2 separate regions of the Homo sapiens genome follow, and region 1 is linked to region 2. A link is a contact called in ENCODE Hi-C or POLR2A ChIA-PET data. All regions are on one chromosome and are shown on one strand. The core of a region is the stretch at or near the end of the contact, and the rest is flanking DNA. Distances in the headings are between cores, read along the strand shown. Region 1 holds the start of PRMT9 (protein arginine methyltransferase 9). Region 2 overlaps ARHGAP10 (Rho GTPase activating protein 10).

What was found. Hi-C counts contacts between places; a loop is a spot of excess contacts on that map. ChIA-PET counts read pairs that join two places held with the same protein, here RNA polymerase II (POLR2A). Pooled maps may share reads with other maps.
Region 1: a pooled map shows a loop between it and region 2 (4-fold over the local background). The contact joins the promoter of PRMT9 here to the enhancer-like site in region 2. A Hi-C loop is called at or near these places in 1 of 37 single-sample maps with no recorded cell type and 9 of 50 pooled maps. POLR2A ChIA-PET finds 5 or more read pairs at or near these places in 1 of 52 experiments (activated T-cell).

Annotation. Positions count from the first base shown.
Region 1 is chr4:147,681,736-147,686,064 of GRCh38, forward strand. It overlaps PRMT9 (protein arginine methyltransferase 9), which reads right to left and starts at 2,428. Exons shown (of 12, transcript NM_138364.4): 1 at 2,064-2,428. The coding sequence starts at 2,252.
Region 2 is chr4:147,942,234-147,946,681 of GRCh38, forward strand. It overlaps ARHGAP10 (Rho GTPase activating protein 10), which reads left to right. Exons shown (of 23, transcript NM_024605.4): 15 at 4,384-4,448. Among named protein-coding and RNA genes, the nearest start is that of MIR4799, 160 kb to the left of the region's middle. Within about 2 kb of position 1,283, at least 2 of the 41 ENCODE cell types and tissues checked have a DNase peak (open chromatin) inside an H3K27ac peak, as active enhancers do.

The DNA of each region.
Region 1 (4,329 bases), core at 1,178-3,677, 260 kb before region 2:
GAGATCGCACCACTGCATTCCAGCCTGCGTGATACAGTGAGACTCTATAAAAAAAAAAAAAACCCCGCACAGATTATATGAAATGGATCAGAGGGTCTACAGATAAGTGGCTTGGTGTGGCCGGAGTTTGGGTATGGGGAATAGAGTAGCAGGCAATGAGCATTTTACAGGGGGCCCATACAAACAAACACAGACTTTGTTCGGCAGGAAACAGACTAGTTGCTTACCCTACTGAATGTCAGGCATTGCACTACAAATTTTAAATATACTTTTTTATTTTTTCTTTTTGAGATGGAGTCATACACTGTCGCCCAGGCTGGAGTGCAATGGCACAATCTGGACTTACTGCAACCTCCGCCTCCCGAGTTCAAGCAATTCTTCTGCGTCAGCCTCCTGAGTAGCTGGGACTACAGGCACATGCCACCACGCCCAGCTAATTTTTTATTTTTATTTTTTTTTCTGAGACAGAGTTTCGCTCTTGTTGCCCAGGCTGGAGCGCAATGGCGTGATCTCGGCTCACCACAACCTCTGCCTCCCAGGTTCAAGCAATTCTCCTGCCTCAGCCTCTCGAGTAGCTGTGATTACAGGCATGCACCACCACGCCCAGCTAATTTTGTACTTTTAGTAGAGACGGGGTTTCTCCATGTTGAGGCTGGTCTCGAACTACTGACCTCAGGTGATCCACCCGTCTCTGCCTCCCAAAGTGCTGGGATTACAGGCGTGAGCCACCGCGCCCGGCCTAATTTTTTAATTTTTAGTAGAGACAGGTTTTCACCATATTGGCCAGGCTGGTCTCAAACTCCTGACCTTGTGATCCACCCGCCTCCGCCTCCCAAAGTGCTGGGATTACAGGCCTGAGCCAGCACACCCAGTCTAAATATACTTTTAATACCCAGTAAACATTTTTAAGAGAGGCTGCGTCCCTGTTTCACAGAAGAGGAAACTAAGAAACAAGTAACTGAGGAAAGATCACTTGAGTTGATCCATTTTTCTATTGCTGCCTACCAAGAGAAGCAAACTGTATCTCAACATATCATCTCCTCCTCAAGTAGGACAGCTGGTCCTGAAATTTACACTAAGTTTACATGAACTACAAACATCTAGACGCTACTGACATTTAGTGGGTAGAGATCAAGGATGCTGCCAAACATACTGCAATGCACAGGACACCTCCCCTCCCCCATAACAAAGAATTATCCCATTCAAAATGTCAATAGTGCTGAGGTTGACAAACCCTCAGTCTAAATGAAGCAAAGTAATTGCAATTTTAAGTTAAATCATTTTTCGTAATTTAGATTCTAAAAGTACTTCAAAAAAGAACAGCATTTCAACAGAGTAATTGTTGCAAATAATCCAATAATTGAAGTTTAAAGAACGCATCATTAAATGATAATCACTTTAGGCTAATTACACACTTTATTCAACTAGAGGCCCACTATATTCCTACTACACACAATATAACAAATCCAAAAGCCCTCAAGCCAGGGCATGCTTAAATTAGATATAAGGAGAAGAGGATCACGTGAGACCTCATTTCCAATTCGAGGGCCTTTAAAATTTTAAACGAGATGAAAGTTTTGAAACTGAGAAATGACAACATTTGACTTTTGTTGCAAAAAGCTAGCTATGTTGACACAGACTGCAGGAGAGAGCTCAGTTGAGAGCCGACTGCAACAGCCGGCAGATGACTGAAGCTCGAACCAGGGTAGTAAAGGGGAAGATGGTGAGAACTGGTAAGATTCTGGACATATTTCGAAGGTGAAGACGGCAGGATTTTCCTCTGGGCTGGTCGTAGGTGTGAATAAACGAAAGATGTCAAGGTTGAACAGTAAACATTAATAGCAAACACCCAACCAAGCACCCTAGCCCCTCCGCCTTTTTTCTTTTCTTTTTTTTTACGAGGACGTTGGATCGGCCAGCAAGTGAGAAAAAAGGGCCCTAAATATTAACAGCAACCACCCACCCAGGCACCCTAGCCCCTCCGCTTTTTTTTTTTTCTGTTTTTTTTTTTTTTTTTACGAGGACGTTGGATCTGCCAGCAAGTGAGAAAAAAGGACCCTCACCTTCACGTCGTGTTTCAGCTCCGGCGCCAGGCTGAGCACGAGGAGGTAGTGGGCATAGGCAGTGCCGAAGTCCTGGACGCCCAGACAGTGCTCTGCGCTCTGCAAGGACCGCGACACCAGCTCGTCCCGGCCGGCTGCCCCAGCGCCACCCCCGGCGTCTCGGCGGGACCTGGGCCGCGAGTTCGACATGGCAGTCACCACTTGTATGGCCAAAGGGAAGATATTTTGTAAACGTAATTAGAAAACTCTCTCGATGCTACACTTCCAGGGACCAGACAACTGCTCAAAAAACAGCACAGCAAAGTTACCCTCCGCCGCGGGTGAACTCGCCAACCCCAGCCCAGGCGGAAGCTCCGCCCCGTCCTGGCCCCGCGGGCGGCGCAGACCGTGACGCATACCCCACTATTGCGCACCTGGCCAGCGGCGCACGCTACGCGAACGTCAGCGCGCCCGACGTGGGCACGTCACTGCTGCCCATTCCCGCAGGAGCGACCACTGTGCGTGAGCATAGGAGAACGTCTGTGGCAGGACCTGTCCGGTCTTGCGCCCTTTTTTTTTCCCGGCTGAAAGCAGAGCTTTCTCTCCCTCTTGCACTCCGGGAGTGTGTGGCTTTCGACTGCAAGACCCTGTTGTACAGACCCAGGCAGCGCGAAGCGCCACCCGCTCATGAGGGACGGTCAAGCATTTGTGATGATGCTTAAGACATTTTGGATCGTGATGCACAAAATTTCAAGACCTGAAAGAACCTGGAGATAACAAAAGCATCTCAGACGTGGTAGAGGAAATGCTTTCACAGGCATTTCAAATCATTCTCACAAAACCTGGCTAGGTGGACCTTTGGATCACACTCGTCTTAATGATGGCAAACGTGGTATCTTGAGAAGTGACTTGCTGGAGGTCACACAACCAGCTAGTGGCATAGGCATGGTTCAAATCCAAGTTCTCTGACCACCTATCTGTTCAGTTATAAGATGAGCTTAGGGGTTATTTCACTGTTCGTGTCTTATCACTGTATAGTGTTTACATTAATACAAAGTTTTTCCACATTCAAGTGTGGCCTCTAAGATACAGATTCGAAACTCAAAGGGAGGGGAGCATAGTTATTACGGCTGAAAAGTTATTTTTGTCCCCATTTTCAAATTCATTAATGGATAATATCTTAAATCGAGCATTTTGCATATCACACTAATACATTTTGAGGGCTCCTCTAATTCTCAAAAACACGTCATGCATTTTTGCCTTCTCTTCTGATCCAATTATCTGAACTACCCTTTTTTCTGAGCACTCGCCTGTGTAAATCCTAATCCGTTTTTCAGGTTCCAGCTCACTACATTGTGAGCTATTCTTAATCACTTTTGTGACCTTTGCACCTAGCGGATTATGATGCAAAGTAAGGACTTTGATTTTTTCTTCTTTCTTTTCTTTCTTTTCTTTTTTTTCTTTTTTTTTTTTTTTTTTTTTTTTTTTTTTTTGAGACAGAGCCTCACTCTGTCGCCAGGCTGGAGTGCAGTGGTGCGATCTCGGCTCACTGCAACCTCTACCTCCCAAGTTCAAGCGATTCTCCTGCCTCAGCCTTCCGAGTAGCTGGGATTACAGGCATGCACCACCACGCCCGGGTAATTTTGTCTTTTTAGTAGAGACAGGGTTTCTCCATGTTGGTCAGGCTGGTCTCAAGCTCCTGACCTCAGGTGATCCGCCCGCCTCAGCCCCCCAAAGTGCTGGGATTACAGGCATGAGCCACTGCACCAGGCCAATTATTTGCATTTTTTCGTGGTTTATCTATAACTTCAAGATTTTCTGTACATAGAATAGGTCATTTGAAAAAATGGAATGACACAAATAACATGGAACATCTGGTCACCTTAAGAAACTGGAATTGGCAACAGCCTTTCATGCTAAAAACTCTCAATAAATTAGGTATTGATGGGATGTATCTCAAAATAATAAGAGCTATTTATGACAGACCCACAGCCAATATCATACTGAATGGGCAAAAACTGGAAGCATTCCCTTTGAAAACTGGCACAAGACAGGGATGCCCTCTCTCACCACTCCTATTCAACATAGTGTTGGAAGTTCTGGCCAGGGCAAACAGGCAGGAGAAAGAAATAAAGGGTATTCAATTAGGAAAAGAGGAAGTCAAATTGTCCCTGTTTGCAGATGACATGATTGTATATTTAGAAAACCCCATCATCTCAGCCCAAAATCTCCTTAAGCTGATAAGCAACTTCAGCAAAGTGTCAGGATACAAAATCAATGTGCAAAA
Region 2 (4,448 bases), core at 33-2,532:
TTGTAGAAATGGGAAATAATTTAATTTTTAAGTATTTGAGAAACAGTCCCAAGCCATGTACTATTTTTTGAGGAGAGCTGCCATTTATCCAATTCTCTGTAGTTCTTGAGAGCTAATTATTTACTTTAGAATTTTTTATTGCCATTTTTACACAAAGTACTTTGTATTGTTTGTTAAAGTGTTTTAAGTCTTATTTAAATACTCATGTAAAAGTTTATAATGATTTCTAAAAGGGTATATGCTTAATCTCTTGCATGTTTTTTCACTTGTCTCTTTTTTCTGGTATGTTTTTTCCCTTCATATTTCATATTAAAATAGCAAAATGTTTCTTTCCACTATCCTTCTCTCCGTCCTCCTTCTCCTGCCCCTTTGTTCCCTCCTTATCCTCTTTATTCTCTCCCCCTTCTTTCCTTCTCCCCTAATTCCCAGCTGGCATGAAATAGCAATGACATTGACCATAGAAAACTGTCTAAATAGAGAGGCAGTTATTCTCCTCGAGGCCAGGTAAAGGAGCAGGCAGCTGCCTTCCTCCATCCGGTGATGAGAGGGTATTCTTAGTTGTCTTCCCCTCTGGGAGCCTAAGGCAGCTATCCGCTGGATTTCCAGCAGCCTCTAAGCCTTTCCCTGGACCAAGCTTCTTAAGCTGCTGAAAGAACATGCCCATATAAGCAGATGCCTGCCTTTTTCTTCCCCTTTGCAGCCTCTAAGACAGGGCGCACAGATTTGGTAGAAGTTGTTATTGTTTTTGTAAAGTAGAAACTTAGCACAGTTTGGAAAGGCAGGGAGAAATATCAGATGAGTTGTCTTTAGGTGAGTCATGGTTTTTTAGTAAATGGAGTGAGAATGTAAAATATCAATTACAATAGTTCATGGTAGATTAGAACTGATACGAGGTAGAATTGTTATACATTCTTCCTTCTTCCCTACTTTAGTTTAAAACATCAGAGTGGAAGAAGAGGAAATTGTGAGAAAATGTGGTAGTAGTTTGTGTGGTCTGGTGAGCTCAGTGGTTAATTCTAAATCTGATTTGCAAGAAGGGCTGGATGACCTTATTTTCACACATAAAACCACAGAAAACAAGAAATGAGAAGAGTTTTACTTGAAAACCATTACCTTGTTTCCTTTGTAGGACAGCTTTGTTGCATAGATTGGGGAAAAAAGTGAACTAACGTAGCTGAAAAGTATAAAACATATTTTCAAAATTCATCCATTCACTGTGCTTTTTCAAGTACTTTAAAATTGGACCTAAGTCAGTGTTGAGTAGGGTGCTAGCAGCTGCATAAAATTGCACTTTGCATTTAGGTTGGACTGCAGATTTTCAGTTTCAAAAAAATGACCAGTGGTTACGTAAGCGTGAAACATTCACCCAAATAAAAAGTCAACTCTTTTTATCTGTGCTTGTTAGTTTAGATTTTTAACAAACCCATAAAGTGTCCTTCCTTGGTCAGAAAGGAAGCAAATTGTTTTTATCTTTCTTATGGTAGAACATGTATTCTGAATGAACCCTCCAAATGTATTTTCACATTTGAATCCCAAATAATTATTAAATTCTGCCTAGTCCCAGTGCATTCACTGATTCTAAAGGACTGCTAGGGATGATTGAGCTATTTGAAAACAGTGAAAATTTAAGAGAGAATTAGTAACATAGACACTGTGTAGTCATTTGCTTCTGATGTGACAGCTGCTTTTTATTCCATGAATTTAGAATGATGGCTTATTTTTCCATAGACAGAATATGATTCTCAAAATACGGAATCATAATTTGGTAGAAAGCTGGAAATAAAAGATTTCCTTTAGAAGCCTCTTGGATTTTAAAAAGGTGGTTTGCTGGTAGCAAGTTGATTGAAAATGTTATCTGACTTGTATGTTAAAACGAGATTTAAATAATTGATTTAATGAGAGAGAGAATATTCAGTTACTGAAGTAATTGGTTGGCAAAGTCTTTAGAACAGAATTATTTAGTCCTAGTTATAAAGGATTGCACCTTTAATCAGGGGGCTTAATTTGATTTCTTGAATGTATCTGTGGCTTGTCTGACAAGCTCAGTAACAAATGAGTTCAGAATTGTAGGAACTGATCAAAATGTAATCAGTGTCAATTGCCATTGTTGTAGTTTATTGCATATTGCTGTCAGTTGCTGTAATCAAGAAATGTTGAAGTGCTTTAAAAGTCTTCAGACCTTTGAGTAATTGACCTCATATGTATGATGCTATGCCTGTGAAATAACCATCACTTCCTGTTTTACTTTATCTTCAGAAAGTTTCAGCCCAACATTGAGTTGTCATCCACCCTTCATCATCCCAAGCCTAAAACTTTTTAAGTAGCATGCACGACTTAATGTGGTGGTACCATTTTGACAGGTTTTTCTTTTTAGTGTTTTTAAAAAGGAAATGCTAACAAGATGTTGCCTTCTCTATGAAGACAAATACAGTATAAGGGAGGGAAAAAACCCTGAAACAACGAGGTTTTTTTTGGTCTTAGTTAAGACATCATCGTGGAGTGAGGGAGAAATAGTCTTTTCCATGAACCTCTTACTTTCTCCTTTGCATAGTAGGTGTGTAGAAAACCAGGCAAATTGATATTGATGGCTCAATATCATTCGTCGTAACCCATTTCCTGCCTCCTCCCTTTGGGTAGGTACCATCACTGCTTGCTTATACTTTTCAGTGACTCAGCAGTGGCAATAACCTGCTACGTTTAATTATTTATGGAAATCTGTATACGTTCTTCATTTGCCTTGATGCTCTCAATCGTTCTGTGAGAGCATTTACATTATCTCCATTGTGCAGATGAAGATCTGAAGTTCAGATAGGTTTGCAACTCGCTTGTGGTGGTATGGCTGGGCCAGGTTGTTAGAAGCGTGTAAGCCCAGCTTTGTGATACCCATGCTGCATTCCTCCCTGCCGCCATGCCACAGCTGAGTGTACCAGCCCAGAGTTCTAAGAGTCAAAGAAGCCATCATACTCCTTAGGGGTTTGCCTTTCCTGCCATCCTTTCATTTTATTTCTACCAGAATTGACACTTTCCATTCCACAATTTACTAACTCTCCCATCTCCTTTTTTTTTTCCTGGTGCCATATACCTTTTCTTTAGAACTTACTAGCCGTTTTGAATTTTCTTCTTTTACTTTATAAAGAAGCAGCCCTATTAACTGACTTACCATTTGAAAGGATGTTTGTAAGAAACACATAATTACACGCTATTTGGATAAAGAAAACTAGTTTAAGTTAGAATGAATGTCTAGAGTGTTGAACAGAGGCTTCCAATAAATATTTCCCGGATGACTATATTATAGTGTTAATGTGAAAGGTTAACTGTAAATGACTTTTTAAGTCTCTGTGTAGTTATTTTCTGTTTTGGTTGATCATATGTTAATTTCAGAAAGATAGTCTAATGAACAGAAATCCTGAAAATCTGAGACCAAGTTTATCATCCTTTCACCAGTTTGTTGCCATTCTGATAGTCATTTGGCCATTCATGGTGCCACCCTCGGTTTTCTGTGTCATGATGATGCAGGATTTTTTTGCTCCTTGGTTCAGCTAAATCCGTGTTTTTGTGTCATCACCAGGAAAAATTAGACATGCGGACACAGTGAAGGGTGAGGAGAGTGGAACTTATTAAGCTTAAGGGGAGTGCTCAGCAAAGAGAGGGGGTCCCACCAGCGGGCTCCCACCTCTCATATTGAACGCAAGGCCACCACACATGAATTGAAGAGGTCTGGCTCCTCCTTTGCATAAGGCGGGAATTCCCAGTAGCTCCACCCTGTTCCCCCAGTGCGCGTGTGGGCCCTTAGTCTAAGCCACTCCACATTGATTTATTTCCCTTTCTAAGCATGTGTTAAAAGACCGAAATTTTTACCGTGGGCATGTATAGGCAAGCCTTATGTGCACAATGACCTGGGTGGATCGGAGGTTCTCTGGGGACTCTACCCTACTTAGTTGGCTGTCTCCTGCCTCTATCAATACACAGTATGAGGGCAACAATGCCACCTAAAACACCTCAAACCATGTGCATACAACTGAAAGTGCCGCTTGCTATAAGCCAAGGCTACTGAGTGATACTGTTAACGATGATGATGATAATAGCTATACATGAATTACATTGTGGATGTTGAAATAATATACTATGTCTAATTCTTCCTTACTCCCAACCCATCTCTTATTTTTTGCTTTGATCTCTACTACAGATTTTACGAAGTGCCAGAAGTGTCTAGTCATAGAACATAGCTTATAGTATTTTAGAGAAATCATATATATAATGTTTTCCTAGGAAACTGCAGGATTGTGGTTTGCCCATTTAAAAATGGAAGCTTTGTGAGCTAGACAAGAGGACCTTTGATGATCAAGGTTTTAATTATTTTTTTCTTGTTTGCTTGCTCACTAGATGTAAAAACATGCAATGAGGTGGACCTGGAGAATTCTGCAGATTGGGAAGTGAAGACAATAACA